Linked DNA regions of Mus musculus: region 2 is linked to region 1. The links are chromatin loops, found by intact Hi-C in ENCODE. Cell type or tissue: left cerebral cortex. All regions are shown on one strand.

What was found. A loop is a pair of places that touch in the nucleus more often than their neighbours do. Peaks named below come from ENCODE experiments on the same cell type or tissue, not always from the same donor. Only the 100,000 strongest peaks of a DNase experiment are listed, where the experiment ranks them.
Region 2: a loop joins it to region 1, with 3 times the contacts of the local background. A loop is called at or near these places in 19 of 42 quality-filtered maps.

The regions. Positions count from the first base shown.
Region 1 is chr19:7,053,251-7,061,250 of GRCm38, reverse strand. It overlaps Macrod1 (mono-ADP ribosylhydrolase 1), which reads right to left and starts at 4,483. Exons shown (of 11, transcript NM_134147.4): 1 at 4,069-4,483. The coding sequence starts at 4,360. In left cerebral cortex, CTCF peaks have their summits at 3,162 (motif pointing left), 4,341, 4,542 and 5,947 (motif pointing left); DNase peaks (open chromatin) are centred at 3,638, 4,542, 5,092, 5,850 and 1 more place; H3K4me3 peaks cover 1,945 bases; H3K27ac peaks cover 1,498 bases.
Region 2 is chr19:7,342,139-7,350,138 of GRCm38, reverse strand. No RefSeq gene overlaps it. Among named protein-coding and RNA genes, the nearest start is that of Mark2, 4.3 kb to the right of the region's middle. In left cerebral cortex, a CTCF peak has its summit at 4,556 (motif pointing right); a DNase peak (open chromatin) is centred at 4,583; H3K4me3 peaks cover 400 bases; H3K27ac peaks cover 359 bases.

The sequences.
Region 1 (8,000 bases):
TACACAGTTCTGGCCCAGCATGAGACAAGAAGTCAAGACTAGAACCGAGGCCCTAGATGTTCCTGATAGCCCTGGCTAAGTCCCCTCAAGCCAACTGCCTTTCCTTGTGAATAGTTCAGTCTTTTGTGTGTGGTGTTTTGTTTTGTTTTGTTTTGTTTTGTTTTGTTTTGAGACTGGGGTTCTCTGTGTAGCCCTGGCTGTCCTGGAACTCGTTCTGTAGACCAGGCTGGCCTCAACCTCACAGAGATCTGCCTGCCTCTGCCTCTGGAGTACTGGAATGAAAGCATATGTCACTGCCCAGCATCCAGTCTTCCTTTTAGGTAATCTTCCTTTTAGGTAGTCTTCCTTTTAGATGTATTTATTTTATTGTATTGCATGAATGTTTGGCCTGCATGTATGTATGTGCACCACCAGCATGCCTGGTGCCTGCAGAGGCCAGAAGAGAGCATTAGTCCTGTGGAACTGGAGAATTAGGGGAGATTGTGAAGCTCTGTGTAGGTGCTAAAAATTGAACCCAAGTCCTTTAAAAGAGCAAGGCTCTAACCCACAGCCCCGATTTCCAGTCTTCTAAATAGGTCCTGGTTGGGAGGAGGGCACTGTGGCACCCAAAAATCAAGGGGTTACATTAACTAACCAGTGAAGACAACAGATCTGGCAGAAATCTGCCCCAACAAAGCTTCACAGCTCCACACCTGGTTTGATCCCCAGGAGCATATAAACCAGGCGTGTTAGATTACACCTGTAATCTCAGCATTTGGAATGATGTATAGGCATAGGCGGGAGGATCAGAAGTTCTAAGCCATCCCCCATTATGTAGGGAGTTAGAGGTCAGCCTAGGCCACAGGAGACACTGTCTCAAAAACAAAACAACAAAAGACCTACATGTTTCCTGATGAGGGCATCCAGCCTGGTGGCTGTCCTGATGAGGAAGATGAACGAATCCAGAGAAGCAAGCAGCCAGCGTGGAGGTAAAGAAGGAGCAGGCAGAGCCCTGGGCAAGGCCTCTCGAGCTGGACCGCAGCAGGCAATGGACACGGTGCAGATCAAACAGAGAACAACACCCCATCAGGAGATTCTGCTGGGGGGCCGAGCCCTTCCAAAGCACTGATGCTTGCCCTCCTACCCCTCACCTACCCTCCTGCTGTCTGCATGCAGCCTGCAGCCTGCAGCCTGCCTCCGGCTGCCTGAAATTATGCTTTGAATCTGAGCAGCCCCACAGGCTCAGGTCCAGAGGTGGGAGTTGGCTGGCAGGAGCTGATCACTGCAGGTCAGGTCTTGGGCCTCAGTTTTGCCTGGCTCTAGGCCTCTCGTCTGTCACTCCCTCCAGTCACCACAGTCCCACTTTCCCTTTGAGACAGAATCTTGCCAGGTAGCAAGGCCCTTGCTGTATAGCCTACACCAATCTCCATCTCACAGCAATCCTCCTGCCTCCACTTCAGAGTGCAAGGAGCACAGATATGTACCAGCATGATCTGTGCATGGGGATCCTCTGCAACCATGAGTCAAAATGAATCTTCCTTCTTCTTTCTTCCCTTACATGGGATTAGTGTGGTCTCTGACAAGCAAAAACTAACGTGTTGCTATTCTGATGAGAGTGGGCCGCTGAGCAACCCCAGGATTGTACCTTGGTTTTCCTGTAGGGTGAGGAGGCCCGGGAGTTTTCACACCCCCTGCTATTATAGTTTTTCACCCTAAACTGCCTACACATCAGTCTCATGTGAGTCAGTGGGCCAGTCTTTGACAGAAAATCCCCTAGGAAAGCAAGCATCTAGACATATCCCCTGTCCATTAGAGACATGTGTCAGGGTGGTCTGGTCTGAGTAACTTAGTGAAGCCTAAAGGCCCATCGGCAGAAGAATGGATATCCAAAGTGTGGTACACGAAGATGGAACCCTTCGCAGCAGAGGAAAAGGAGCATAAACTGTCATAATGCATCCGTGTGGATGACAGAGTGAGCTCCAGGCCAGCCTGGGCTATAGAGGAGAACTTTGATTATTGTTTGGTTTTTAGATACAGGGTCTCACTGTGTAGCCCTGGCTGGCCTAGAACTCACTTTGTAGACCAGAACAACCTGGAGTTTACAGAGATCTGCCTGCCTCTCCCAAGCGAGTGCGGGGATTTTAAGCTTGTGGTACCAACCCTTCTCTCTCTCTCTCTCTCTCTCTCTCTCTCTCTCTCTCCAAAAAACAAACTCTCTGAGGAGATCTCTGAGTTTGAGGTCAGCCTGGTCTGCTCTACATAACAAGGTCCAGGACATCCAGGACTATATAGAGACTCTCTCTCAAATAAACAAACAAACAAACAAATAAAAGGAAAATTTAGACCAGACCACCCCACATTTCCATGCCCAGAGCCTTCTGCCCCAGGTCACGGAGGCTTGGAGTGCCCACTTCCACACACTAGGTAACTGAAACCCGAAAGGCCTGCCTTGTCTCACCACTCAGCCCCTGTCACCACTGCCTTTGGGACTGCGTTTGGTCACAATGGGACCACCTCCTCCAAATCTAGCCCTATCTCCAGAACCTGGAATGCCCTTCCCCAGCTGGTTGCTTTACTTCAGGTCCCTAATGGGCCACCTGACCTTCCCAGCTCTTCATAGTGCACAGAGGACTATGTCGCCATAGTGTTTCTCCACTAGACAGACTCTTGCCTGGCCACTCACTGTTGAATCCTACAGCGCTGGTACCAATAGGGCGTGAGGTAAAAGTTTACTGAATGAGGGCCAAGGAGATAGACGGGTTAGTGGGTGGGTAAACGGAATTTGATCCCCAGAACCCATGCAAAGGCCTAAAAGCTAGCCGCAGCACACTGGCATCTCTAATCCCATTAAGCCCGGCGGAAATGGCAAGCGGAGATCAGACTCTCCAGAGGCTCAAGGACCAGCGCCCCTGACTCCCCGCTTGGCACAGAAAGGAAGAAAATAGCGTCTGTCCAGCAGCTGAGGAACCTCAGGTCCCATCAGCTTTCCCAGGTTAGGCTGGTTTTCAGGGTCACCAAGGAAAAGGGAGCTACGGGGAGAAGGGCTGGAATGTAGAAATAGACGCAGACGGTACACTACGTGTGGTACTGCCCCAACTCTCCTCCTCTCCCTGGGTTGCTGCTCTCCATGGGTAAGCAGGACTCTAAGGAAGAACACTAACTCCCTCTGCTGGAATTCTGGACGAGCCCCGCAACTCCCGGCCAAGGTTGAGGGAGTGGCAAGTTCTGATTGCTCCCAAAGAAGACTGTCAAGTGCTTTAGGATCCTGGGCAGACTTGCAACAAGGGAGAGCTCTCTTTTCTAAAAAGGAACCAATCTGAGGTTACCTTCAACCCCGCTTGACCCAGCCCCCATGGTCACGCCCACTAGCAGCCCAGCCAATGGCCTTAGCCGCTCATTGGGAGGAGGATCGGCCCGGAATAATAAGGGAAGCACTGGCGCTGAAAGGCAGGGGCAGCTGGACTGCCACTCAGGGCTATTTGGGGCTCTGCACTTTGCATTCCAGTTAGCGACTAGGTCGTCCGGGACCCGTGGCCCCTTCCTGGCATGCCCGTCCAGGAGGAGAAATACTTTCATTCTTGAGGGAGTCAGTGATTCTCACAAGCCCACGCCCGATGTCAGCCTGCTCTCCAAGTTCTATGATCCCAGTCCCTCAAGAAGGAGCAAAGTGCTGGCAAGGGGCCAGAAGCCAGCAGGAGGGCAAAACGGGCACCTACCATACTCCCAGAGAGGCCCCCGAGCTGCCATTCTTGGGGCTACCTGACCCTACCTGATAGGCCAAGCTTCTACACTTTGCCTTTGCACACTCCCAGCCTGACCTTGGGGAAGTGAACTCTGGCCCTAAGCCTCAGTTTCCCTCCTGTGCATGCATGGAGGAAGGTGGCAGATCCCAGAGGATCTGGGGGTGTGGGGGGTGTGGACTACCTGGGACCATTGCTGAGGTAAGGCCGCCTTCCCCACTCGTTTAGTCAAGGGGTAACCTGGTGTAGGAGCTGGGTATGGATGTGGGCTAAAGGGGTTCCCGAGTGTCTCAGTTGCTCGTGGAGTGCCTTTCGGCCGGGGAGACCCACGCCCTGCGCTCACACTTACATTTGGCCTCCTTCCAGTCGGTGGAGGTGCTCAGGTCCACCTTCGCGGCCATGGCCAGGGGGGCCCAGGTGCGCACCCAGGCTCCACGCCCCGCCGCCCCCCACGCCCCAACTCCCGCCGAGAGCCACGCGCAGTAGCCGTGCTCGCCCAGTGCCACCAGGGGACCGCACGCACTGCCACGGGGCCGCGGGCCACCCGCCGAGCGGCCGGGCCAGGGGCGCAGGGAGACCAGCAGCTGCCCCGCCGCGCGCAGCTGTGCCAGGCGGCCGGACACTTGGCTCTGCAGCGACATGAGCAGGCGGTGCCGGGCGGCTCCCCGCCCACTCGGACTCTATTTACGGTGCTCCGGAGAGTCGCGCTCGGTCCCTTATTTACTCTGGGACGAGAGTGGCGCGTGCCAGCCCGTGGCGACCTGCTTAGAGACCGCGGGCGGCGCGCCGCTGGGCACCCTGGAACTTGTAGTTCCGTCCCGGCCCACTGCGCTCACGCACTGGTAGCACACACGTGCGCACCCAGCCTGTCTGTGTCCTCCCGAGTGTGGCTGCAGCCAACCTTCCGAAGCTCGGTGATTCGACAAGGCACTCCGTGCGTGGGTTTTCCCGCCAAGTCGGCTTCTAGTTCTTTCCGCCTAGTTGCCGTGGCTCATAAGTAAACTCGGTCCTATCGCGTGTTTTGTAGGCATAGAGAGACCTGGACTTGTGTTGGTGCCTCCGCATCACCCAGCTCTGCTTCTGATCCACAGCAGCTGCACGTTCCAGCCTGCCAAGGTGGGGCGGGGGTGATAGGTGCCGCGGACCTATGTGTTAGGGTGGGGCAACTTTTCTGAAGAGCTCGACCTCCCTTAAGCTCCAAGAGCCAAGCAGCGCCGACTGAATTCCACAGCAGCTCACAAGACATTAGTGAGATTTGACAGGAAGAAACCTAGGTGTCAAATAGGCATGGTAAGGCATACTTACAATCCAGCATTCCAGAGGGTGAGGGCGGAGGATCTTAGGAAAGTTTAGGATCAGCCTGACTTACAAGGCAGCCACATAGCAAGACCCTGTCTCAGTCAATAGGTCAGTCTAACAATCAATATAAAAAAGAGCCGGGCAGTGGTGGCGTATGCCTTTAATCCCAGCACTTGGGAGGCAGAGGCAAGCTGATTTCTGAGTTCGAGGCTAGCCTGGTCTACAGAGAGTTCCAGACAGCCAGAGCTACACAGAGAAACCCTGTCTTCAAAAACCAAAAACCAAAAAAAAAAAGGAGAAAAGGAGAGAGAATATGGATCTATAAATGTGGGTGTATAGAAACACTAGAGTAGTGACCTAAGAAGGATAATTTTTTTCTTCTTTATTTTTCTCCTTTTCTTTTGTTGTTGTTGTTGTTGTTGTTGTTGTTTTTTTTTTTTCTTCTCGAGACAGAGTTTCTCTTTGTAGCCCTGGCTGTCCTGGAACTCACTCTGCAGACCAGGCTGGCCTCAAACTCAGAAATCTGCTTGCCTCTGCCTCCCAAGTGCTGGGATTAAAGGCGTGCGCCACCACTGCCCGGCTAATTTTTTTTTTCCTCATATTCCATAATGACATATGCCTGTAACCTGTTCCCGGTTAGCCACTACTTCATATTCAGTTCCACACCAGCCTGGCCTACCTGAGAGCTGGTTGTCAGAGCTACCCAGTGAGACTCTACATTTTTATTTAAAAAGAAAGCGGGGGTGGGGGAGGGATTTAAATCCCGGGGCTGGAGAGATGACTCAGCAGTTAAGATCCCTGACTGCTGTTCCAGAGGACCAGAATTCTATTTCCAGCCCTCACATGGTGGCTCAAAAATCTTCTGTAACTCCAGTTCCAAGGGATGCCACGCCCTCTTCTGGCCTTGCATGGAGTAGTGCACAGCCACACAGGCTGGAAAACACCCAAACACATTAAAAAAAATTTTAGAAATTGTTACTGTGAACCTTAATATCTGAGCCATCTCTCCAGGCCTTGCTCCCTAAACTTTACAAATAAAGATTTAGTTCCTGGGAAACAAAACAAAAAGGAGAGAGAGCAAAGCGAACGACCCTCCTATTGAAACCTCACCACCAACCTGGCAACGTAAACAATGCAGATTTCTCAGCTTATTTCTGAGACAAGAATCTGACGTGAGTCACCAGAATTGCATGCCTCTGGCTTCATCCCTTCCTGGAAGCTCTAAGGGAGCTTGTCCCAGGATTTTCCAGAGGTCACGGGCCCTTCCTGTAGATCCTCCAGCAGCCTGGCAGTGAGCCCAGGCTGCTCCTGTCTTTCATGTGGTGTGGACCATGCTCTCTGGTTCTCCATCTACCATTTCCCAGGCTGTGGTTACGCCGGGCCCCGTCAGCATCCAGGAGACAGTCAGTACTTGCCCACAATCAGCTGGTTTATAGCCGCCGTTTCCCTTTGCCAGAGGCCATCTTCACAGGTTCCAGAGTTTAGGATGTGGATGGCTTGAAGGGTTTTCACTTTGCCCTCCATCCTTCCAGCCAACGACTTAGTAGGGGACTCTAGGAAAAGGCAAGGTTCCACCGAAAAGTCATCTTGGGTCCTGAGAAGGCTGCCTTCTCCTTAGTGCCTGAACTTTATGTCCTTGAGTTTAGCTCCTGGAGCTCTGGATAAGTAGAAGCCCCGCCACCCAGTGCACCTTAGTTACAGCCTCACTTTTTTTTTTCCTTAAGCGAAAATAGATTTTGTTTTTTAGTTGGATGTGGTGGCACATCTTTTAATCCCAGCACTCTGAAGGCAGAGGCAGGGAGACCAGTTCCAGCTTGATCTACAGAGCAAGTCCATGAGTCCAGGACAGCCAGGGCTACACAGATAACCCTGTCTTGAAAAACAACAACAACAACAAGATATTTTTCATACAATATATTCTTTTTGTTTTGTTTTTTTGAGACAGGGTTTCTCTGTGTAACCCTGGCTGTCCTGGAACTCACTCTGTAGACCAGGCTGGCCTCGAACTCAGAAATCTGCCTGCCTCTGCCTCCGGAGTGCTGGGACTAAAGGCATGCGCCACCACGCCCAGCTCATACAATATACTCTTACTACATTTCCCTTTCTCCAACTCCTCCCAGATCCTCCCTGACTCTCCACACATCCACACATCCATACCCACACCCGTTCTCTCTCTCTCTCTCTCATTAGAATACAATCAGGCATCTAAAAAAGTAATAAAATAAAACCAAACAAACTAGACTAGAGACAAGCAAACAAATGACCAGGAGAAAAAGAGCCAAAGAAAACACACAAGAAGCACGTATAGATGCAGAGATGCACACATTCGCGCACACAGAGATCCCATAAAACCCCTGAGGGGGGTCTGTAAGGAAGAAAGAGAAAGTTAATGCTGAGACAAAGCATTATGGGACAAAAGACATCCAAAAGTGCCACTGAGTTTGTGACAGTCTATTGTGGAGCCCTACCAGTGGCTTGTAACGAGACTCCATTGGAGAAAATGAATCTTTCCTTTACAAGTAGTTGTGTGCTGGAGATAGCATCTAGGTTGGGGGTTGGGGACTTGCATCCATTTCCCCTCAGTGCTGGGATTCCATCTGGCGCAGAGTCATGCAGGCCCTGGGCATACTACAGCCTCTGTTGACCATGCCAGCTCAGTCAACCAGGTCTCAAGGGAGGGAGGGAGTATTGAAAAGAAAAAGGCTGGGCCGGAGAGATGGCTCAGTGGTTAAGAGCACTGACTGCTCTTCCCAGAGGTCCTGAGTTCAAGTCCCAGCAACCATGTGGTGGCTCACAACCATCCGTAATGAGATCTGATGCCCTCTTCTGGTGTGTCTGAAAACAGCTACAGTGTACTCATATAAAAATAAATAGTAAATAAATATTGAAAAGAAAAGAAAAGAAAAAGACAATTAGACAACACTATAACATGATTTCAGCTGAGGCTAAAACGTGTTTATTTTTCTCCAGTCTGCTTTTATA
Region 2 (8,000 bases), 290 kb before region 1:
TGGCTGCTTGCCTCCTTCCAGCTGGGGCTGGGACAGATCTCCTCCTAGGTCCCTTGCCCTGAGCTGGAGCCTAGGATAGTGTGACACTCGCTTTTCTTGATCCTAGCACAGTTGCTGTGAAGGGCAGTTGTGGGTGGTCAGCTTTGTCCACTTTTGTTTTGTTGTCTATTCAGGAGAGGAAGCTGGTACATTCCCCCAGCTACTCTACCAAGAAAGCCTGTGGCACTGCCTCCCGAGCACGGGCCGGGTAGAACTCATCATGCCTTGGCCTCTCCTGTTCCAAGAGTCTCTTATCTCTTAGGTCCTTCTCTTCATTTTCTTTTGAGACGTACTTTCACATAGCCCAGGCTGGTTCAAACTGTGAAGCCAGTAATGGCCATAAATTTCTGATCTTTTTGTCTCCGATCCTGAATGATGAGCTTGAAAGTGTGGCCGCCACACCTACAACTAGCTACCTCAGCAGTCTGGGTCTTGTCTTCTGAAATTTAGTCAAGAGACATAGATAATTGTGCGGGTTGCTTTTTGTGTTTTACTTTTGTTTATTGGTTTGTTGGGATTTTTGAGACAGAGCCTCTCTATTTATATATCGATTTAGCCCTGGCTGTTCTGGGCAGTGGTGGCAAACGCCTTTAATTCCAGCACTCAGGAGGCAGAGGCAGGCGGATTTCTGAGTTCGAGACCAGCCTGGTCTACAAAGTGAGTTCCAGGTCAGCCAGGAACTCAGAGAGAAACCTGTCTTGAAAAACAAAAACCAAAAACAAAACAAACAAACAAAAGAATGAGCCACCACACTCACCTTCTTGAAATCTTTCTTCAAATGTCACCATCTCTGCAAAGCTTTCAGTGACCTTACCGGTTCCAGTTGGGGCTAAGGGTGTGGTTCAGTGACAGTGACACTGGGGTTTAGCAGTTTCCAGCAGATTCCCTCCCAAACTGAAAACAAACAAATGTCTGTCATGCAACCTGCTTTCTCTTTTCACTCTGAAACACAGACACATCTTGGTTGGTTCTTTATGGTTGGTTGGTTTGTTGTTGTTGTTGGTGTGTGTGTGTGTGTGTGTGTGTGTGTGTGTGTGTGTGTGTGTGTTGAGGGGGAGGTTTGAATTAGTCTCATGTAGCCCCAGGTTGGCCTCAAGCTCCCCATGTAAGGGAGGATGGCCTTAATTTCCTGATCTTCCTATTTCTATTTCCCAAATCCTAGGATTACAGAAGTCTACCACCATTCTGGGTTATGAAGTGCTGGGGACTGAACCCTGAGCCTGTGCTGGACCTGCATATCCAGCCTCTGCTTTGTTTTGGTGTGGTGTGGTGTGGTGTGGTGTGTGTGTGTGTGTGTGTGTGTGTGTGTGTGTGTGTGTGTGTAGTAAGTGCACCTGAGTATGCAGGCATGTAAACCTCACACACACCAAGGCCAGAGGGTATCAGTGAGTCAGTTCTATGCCTTATCCCTTTGAGATCGGGTCTCTCACTGACTGTGGAGCTGGAATAGCTGGCAGGTCTTACCAATCTTTCTGGCTCTACCCTACTGCATCAGAAGGGGGCATCAGATCTCATGGTTGTGAGCCACCATGTGGTTGCTGGGATTTGAACTCAGGACCTTTGGAAGAGCAGTCGGTGCTCTTAACCGCTGAGCCATCTCTCCAGCCCCTGACAATTTCTTATATGCGTACAATGTATCTTGATCATACTAACCCCCTTCTCCCCTCTCACTCCTGTGACATCCCTGGATCCCTGGCAGCCTCCTTCTTTCTTTTCCTTTTCCCTCCCCTCCCCTCCCCTCCCTTTCTTCTTTCTTCCTTTCTTTCTCTTCCTTCCTTCCTTCCTTCCTTCCTTCCTCCCTTCCTTCCTTCCTTCCTTTCTTTCTTCTTTTTTTTTTTTTTTTTGAGACAGTTTTCTGTTATATCCCTGGCTGCTCCAGCTCTTGTTTTATAGACTAGACCAAGTTGGCCTAAAACTCACAGAGATCACCCTGCCTCTGCCTCCAGAGTGCTGGGATTTAAAGTGTGAACCGATGTGACAAGCTGCTTGTTTGTTTCTTTGTTTGTTTTTTGTAACCTCATAACTCCAATTAGTGCTACCTACCATAATGTTGATTGAACTCATCGGTTTGATCATGTGCAGGTCTTGTGTGCATTCATGAGTGCCACAGCCCTGCCATGTCCAAAAGGCAGCATTCTCCAGCTCTCGCCCCCAATCTCTGGCTCTTCCGTTGTTTTCTGGGTCCTTTTGAGAGACTTTCTGAGTCTTTCATGATGGTGGTTGTGGGCTTCTAGTTGTTTTCTACAACATTAATGCTGCTTGTTTCTGATGTTTATCTTCTCATTGGATAGTTTGCCCCAAGGTACACAGAACTTAGTTTAATTGTTCACTGACTTACTTGAGGAGCCAGGAAAGCACCTGGCTCCTAGTAGTTGCACAGTGAAGATGTGTCAAGTGAGTTTGAAGATTTAGAGAGATGGGGCAACAATGACTATTAATAAGAACAAGGTAGCTCCAGGCAGCCACTCACCTGATGGGATCTGAGCTGGATCTTGAAATACCTGTAGAAGCTGAGGGAGGTATATGGAGAAAGATCAGCCCCAACACAGGTATGGCACAGAGCGCTTTCCGTTGCTCATGTAGGAGTGAGATAGACCTCTCTACCAAGGATACTTATTTAGAATGGTATTAGCCAGGCAGTTTGAGGCCATATTGAATCAAGTTTGCCATGTCAGACAAAGCTTTCTCCCATAACCAGCACCACCTACATAATATGTGGGGCACTGTAAAGAATGAAAATGAGGGGGTTGGGGAGATGATAACTCAGTCATATGTTGCCATGAAGACACGGGGACACCGGGCAGTGGTGGCGCATGCCTTTAATTCCAGCACTTGTGAGGCAGAGGCAAGCAGATTTCTTTTCTTTTCTTTTTTTTTTTTTTGGTTTTGGTTTTTCGAGACAGGGTTTCTCTGTGCAGCCCTGGCTGTCCTGGAACTCACTTTGTAGACCAGGCTGGCCTGGAACTCAGAAATCTGTCTGCCTCTGCCTCCCGAGTGCTGGGATTAAAGGTGTGCGCCACCACACCCGGCCCACAAGCAGATTTCTTAGAGGATCTCTGTGGATTTGAGGCCAACCTGGTCTACAGAGTGAGTTCTAAGATAGCCAGGGCTATACAGAGAGACTTTCTCTTAAAAGAAAAACAGAAATACACAAAAACACAAACAAACAAACAAGGAGCTGGACAGCGCGCTCAGTACTTAAGAGCACTGACTGCTTTTGCAGAGGACTTGAATTCAGCTCTCAGCATCCAAATTGTGATGTATAAACCATCTATAATGTGACATCCCTCGCATCCGCTCCAGGAGGTCTAACACCCTCTTCTGATCTCAGAGGGCACCAGGAATGCAGAGAGTGGTCAGATGTACATGCAAACACAGAGGTAAAACGTTCATACACAACTCTCAAAAAGAGATCAGAACAAAAAGACAAGGTGGTTGGTTGGTTTGGACATAGCCTTCAGCAGGCAAATTGTTGTGAATTCAAGGTCAGCCTGGGGTCTATATAGTGAGTTCCAGCATAGCCTGGGCTGCATAGTGATATTCTGTCTCAAAAACAAAAACAGACAGACAAAATGAAGTTGGAAAACTGGTGAGATGGTTTAGTGGACAAGGCTCTTGCCTCCAGGCCACTCTAGTGGAAGGAAGAGCCAACTCCCACAGGTTGTCCTCTGACCTCCACATGTATTCTGTGGGATATGCACATACACACGGACACACAAATCAATAAGTGTAAACAACGACAAAGACCAAAATAGAGAGTAAGAAAAGACACTGAAGTTCCATTGTGTAGGCACTGGCATGTTTTTAAGTGTATCCACGTGCACATGAGCACAGACATATACATTGATGCACACAACACACACACACACACACACACACACACACACACACACACTAAAATAGGAGTCTTCTTTGCTAAAACTTTTTTTTTTTTCATAAGAATGACAACTTTAGCTGGGCAGTGGTGGCGCATGCCTCTGATCCCAGCATTTGAGAGGCAGAGGCAGGCGGATTTCTGAGTTTGAGGCCAGCCTGGTCTACTGAGTGAGTTCCAGGACAGCCAGGGCTACACAGAGAAATCCTGTCTCGAAAAAACAAACAAACAAATGACAACTTTACATCAAATCAAGTCCAGAGGCCTTCCTAGAACAGGGCTGCATGTGACTACATAGGCAAATGGCCACAAAGTGAGCCTTGCCTTAAGCCTACTGGGGAGTTGAGGACGGTGTTCTAGCCCAGTACAAATGTCACGGGAATTAGACTTGATATTCTGCTGTGTCCAGAGGCTGGATCAGAAGGAGTCTGGGTGGGCCAACTGGTTTAACAGCTTGTGAGAGGAGGAGAAGTGACCAAGAGGAAGATCAGGGCTTGAGTGGCATCTTGATGAAGCAGAGTCATCTAGGGTCAGGAGAAGCTCCCTGGATGCCTCTGCCTTTACCTTTCAGTGTCCTCTCTCCCTGCTCTTCAGACTTTGGTCCTAGAAGTGACGTCTAGCACAGGCTCGGCAATGTGACTCCCTTTGGCCACCAGAGGGCAGATCATTCTCATGTTTGAATTTGGGGTGGGGGCGTGGTGTGGCCTCCATCCCTTTCCCCATCACTCTACAGCATTGCTTTCCCAGCTTCTTTCTCAGAGGTGGTGCTGGTGTGGAGCTGGTGGGGGGCATGGGGAGGCTTCCTGGAGTCCTGTGGATTCCTTTGCCTTACAGAATGCCTCCTTCCTCCTCCCTGCACCTGCACAGCTCTCACTGTGAGCAATTCTTGGGTGCCACTCAGCAATTCGGTCAGTCCTTTCCCTATGACCCTGGGAGCTCTCTCAGTTTCTTCACATTCATGGACCCACACTCTATCCCTCCTGTTGAGTTTAGGGTGAGGGTCAGGGGCATAGTTCCAGCTTCTATGGAACCATGGGCAGGGATAACTTGAAACAGAAGTCAGTCTGAGTTGAGCTATTACCTCTGCTTGGTGGGACTCCAACAGTGTGTTGTCATCTACAAAATCCATGCTTGAAAACTATAATCAGGGCTGGAGAGATGGCTCAGTGGTTAAAAGCACTCACTGCTCTTCCAGAGGTCCCGAGTTCAAATCCCAGCAACCACATGGTGACTCACAACCATCTGTAATGGGATCTGATACCCTCTTCTAGTGTGTCTGAACAAGGACAGTATGTAGTTACATAAAATAAATAAAACTTATATAAGAAAAAGAAAACTATAATCAAGATACAGTTAAAATGATACTTACAAAAGTCTCGTAATGTTTTAAGCAAGTCCATGGCTTTATGTTGGGTACAGAACGGACAGATTTGGTAAACTCCAGAGGAAAGGGAAGAGTGGGCTCTGGTCCTCCATGGACTTCTGTTAAGAGCTGGGAGCTTTCCAAAGCTGAGAAAGACCTCAGAGTTGTTGAATTCAACAAACCCACTTATCAACAGGGAGACTGAGGCCCAGAAAAGGAAAAAGACATCTTCAAGAGGTCTGGTCCTTTCATTGCACTATTCTGAGGTTTTGCCATCCTCCCTCCTACCCTCATACCAAGACAGGGACTTACTATGTAACACAGGCCATCTCGAACCTCACTATGTAGAGCAGGCTGACCTTGAACCAACAGAAATCCACCTCCATCTGCCTCCAAGTGCTAGGATTAAAAGCATGCCACCTTGCCCTGCTGGGGAATGTGTTTTACATTTTAGTTTTAGTTTTTAAACCTTTTTTATTTTTAGAGTTTTACCTGCTAGCCTGCATACCCACTATGCACATGTAGTGTTCATGGAGGCCAGAAGAGCTTTGTGAGCCCCCATGGGACCAAACCCATGTCCTCTGAAAGAGCAGCAAGCTTGGAACTACTGAGCCACCTCACCATCTACTTGTCTTTGTGGTTTGGTTTGGTTTTAGAGATGGGTGTTTACTGTGTAGCCCTGCTTGTCCTGGAACTCATTATGTAGGCCAGGCTGGCCTCGAACCATCTTTTCTTCTGCCTTTGTTTCTCTCTCTCTCTCTCTCTCTCTTTTAAAAAAGATTTTATTTATTTATTTATTTATTTATTTATTTATTTATTTATTTATTATATGTAAGCACACTGTAGCTATCTTCAGACACTCCAGAAGAGGGCATCATCTTGTTATGGATGGTTGTGAGCCACCATGTGGTTGCTGGGATTTGAACTCTGGACCTTCAGAAGAGCAGTCGGTGCTCTTACCCACTGAGCCATCTCGCCAACCCCCTTTGCTTCTCTCTAGTGCTAAGATTACAGGGGCAGACCACCATACCCAGCTGGAGGAATCCTTTTTGGTTGTCTGTTTTATTTTATTTTATTTTTCGTTCTAGAGATTGACCCCAGGGCCTCCTTCATGGCATGGGAGTTAAAGCTCTCCCACTATCCTACAACCCCAGGAATCCTTATCGTCAACAAGTGCCTATTCTTTTGCCATGAGTTTGTCTTAGAAGGGAGATTTGAAATGAAAATGAAAATGAAAATGAAATGGTCTCTCCAAGCCGGGCGTAGTGGCGCACGCCTTTAATCCCAGCACTTGGGGGGCAGAGGCAGGCGGATTTCTGAGTTCAAGGCCAGCCTGGTCTACAAAGTGAGCTCTAGGACAGCCAGGGCTACACAGAGAAACCCTGTTTCAAAAAACCAAAAAAAAAAAAAAGAGATGGTCTCTCCAGACTTAAACATTGTAGAATATTTTAAAAGTCATTTAGGGCTGGGCATGGCAGTGCACACTTGCAATCAAAGTGGTGAGGAAATGAAGGCCGGGGATCAGTAGTTCAACCATCCTTGGTTACATATCATGGCCAGCCTGGGCTACTTAATACCCTGTTTCCAAAAAAAGCAAAAACAAAAGAACAACAAAAACTTGGATGGACAGGGTGGTTGGTGCACACCTTTAATCCCAGCCCTTGGGAAGCAGAGGCAGCTCCAGGAGTTCTTGGTCAGTCTGGTCTACAGTGGGAAACTGTGTCATAGAATCGAAACTAACAGCAGAAAGGAAATGTTATGTGTAATTTAAAGAAATATTTATTTGTATGTGCCTATGTTTGTGCTTTTATGGGTTTATGTGTATCACTGGCATGCGGGTGCTGGTAGAGGCCAGAGGGCATCATTTCCCCTGGAATTGAAGTTACAAGGGGTAGGGAGCCATCTGATGTGGATGCTGGGACCTGACCAGATTCTCTGGAAAATAGTACAGGCTCTGAATGAGCCAGCATTCTGACCTATGTTGTAGTATTTATCTATTTAACTTTTGTGTATATGAGTGTTTAGCCTGTATGTACGTCTGTGCAACCTAGTGGAAGCCAGAAGGTGTCAAACCACCTAGAACTAGTTAGACAGTTGTTAACCACCATATGGGTGCTGGGTACTAAACCTCAGTCCTCTGGGAGAGCAACCAGTCCTTCCTCTTGACTTCTGAACCATCTCTCCAACTCATTTTATATATATACATATACATACATATGTATATATATTATACACACACACATATATACATATATAATTACATTTTTATTTAGTGTATAGGGTAGCATGCTCATGGAACAATGTTTTAGACTTGGTTCTCCCCTTTCACTATGTGGATCCCCATGGATCAAACTGAGTTATTTTGCTGGCCTTTGTTATGTGATTCCATGCCAAGATCACGCAAGCATTTTTCTCAATACTGAAAAAAATACTGTACCTTAAAGGTGTGTTAAGTTTCAAGGACGCTGACCCAGTGCCTGTCCGACCTGGTGTCTGTCCCAGGCTTTACAGAGGAATGAGGGGACTGACTCAATATAAGGCTGACATAGACTTCTAGAAGCCAAGATAGTCGCAAGATGGGCGGGTGTGCAAAGCAGGAGACAGGCAATAGGATGACACTACACTTGGCAGTTGACTCACACGTTGATAGCAAGGTTGAGCGATAAAGTGGGTTTTATGAGCTAAACATGCGGATGGGAAGTTGGCGTTAGGCTCAAAGGACAT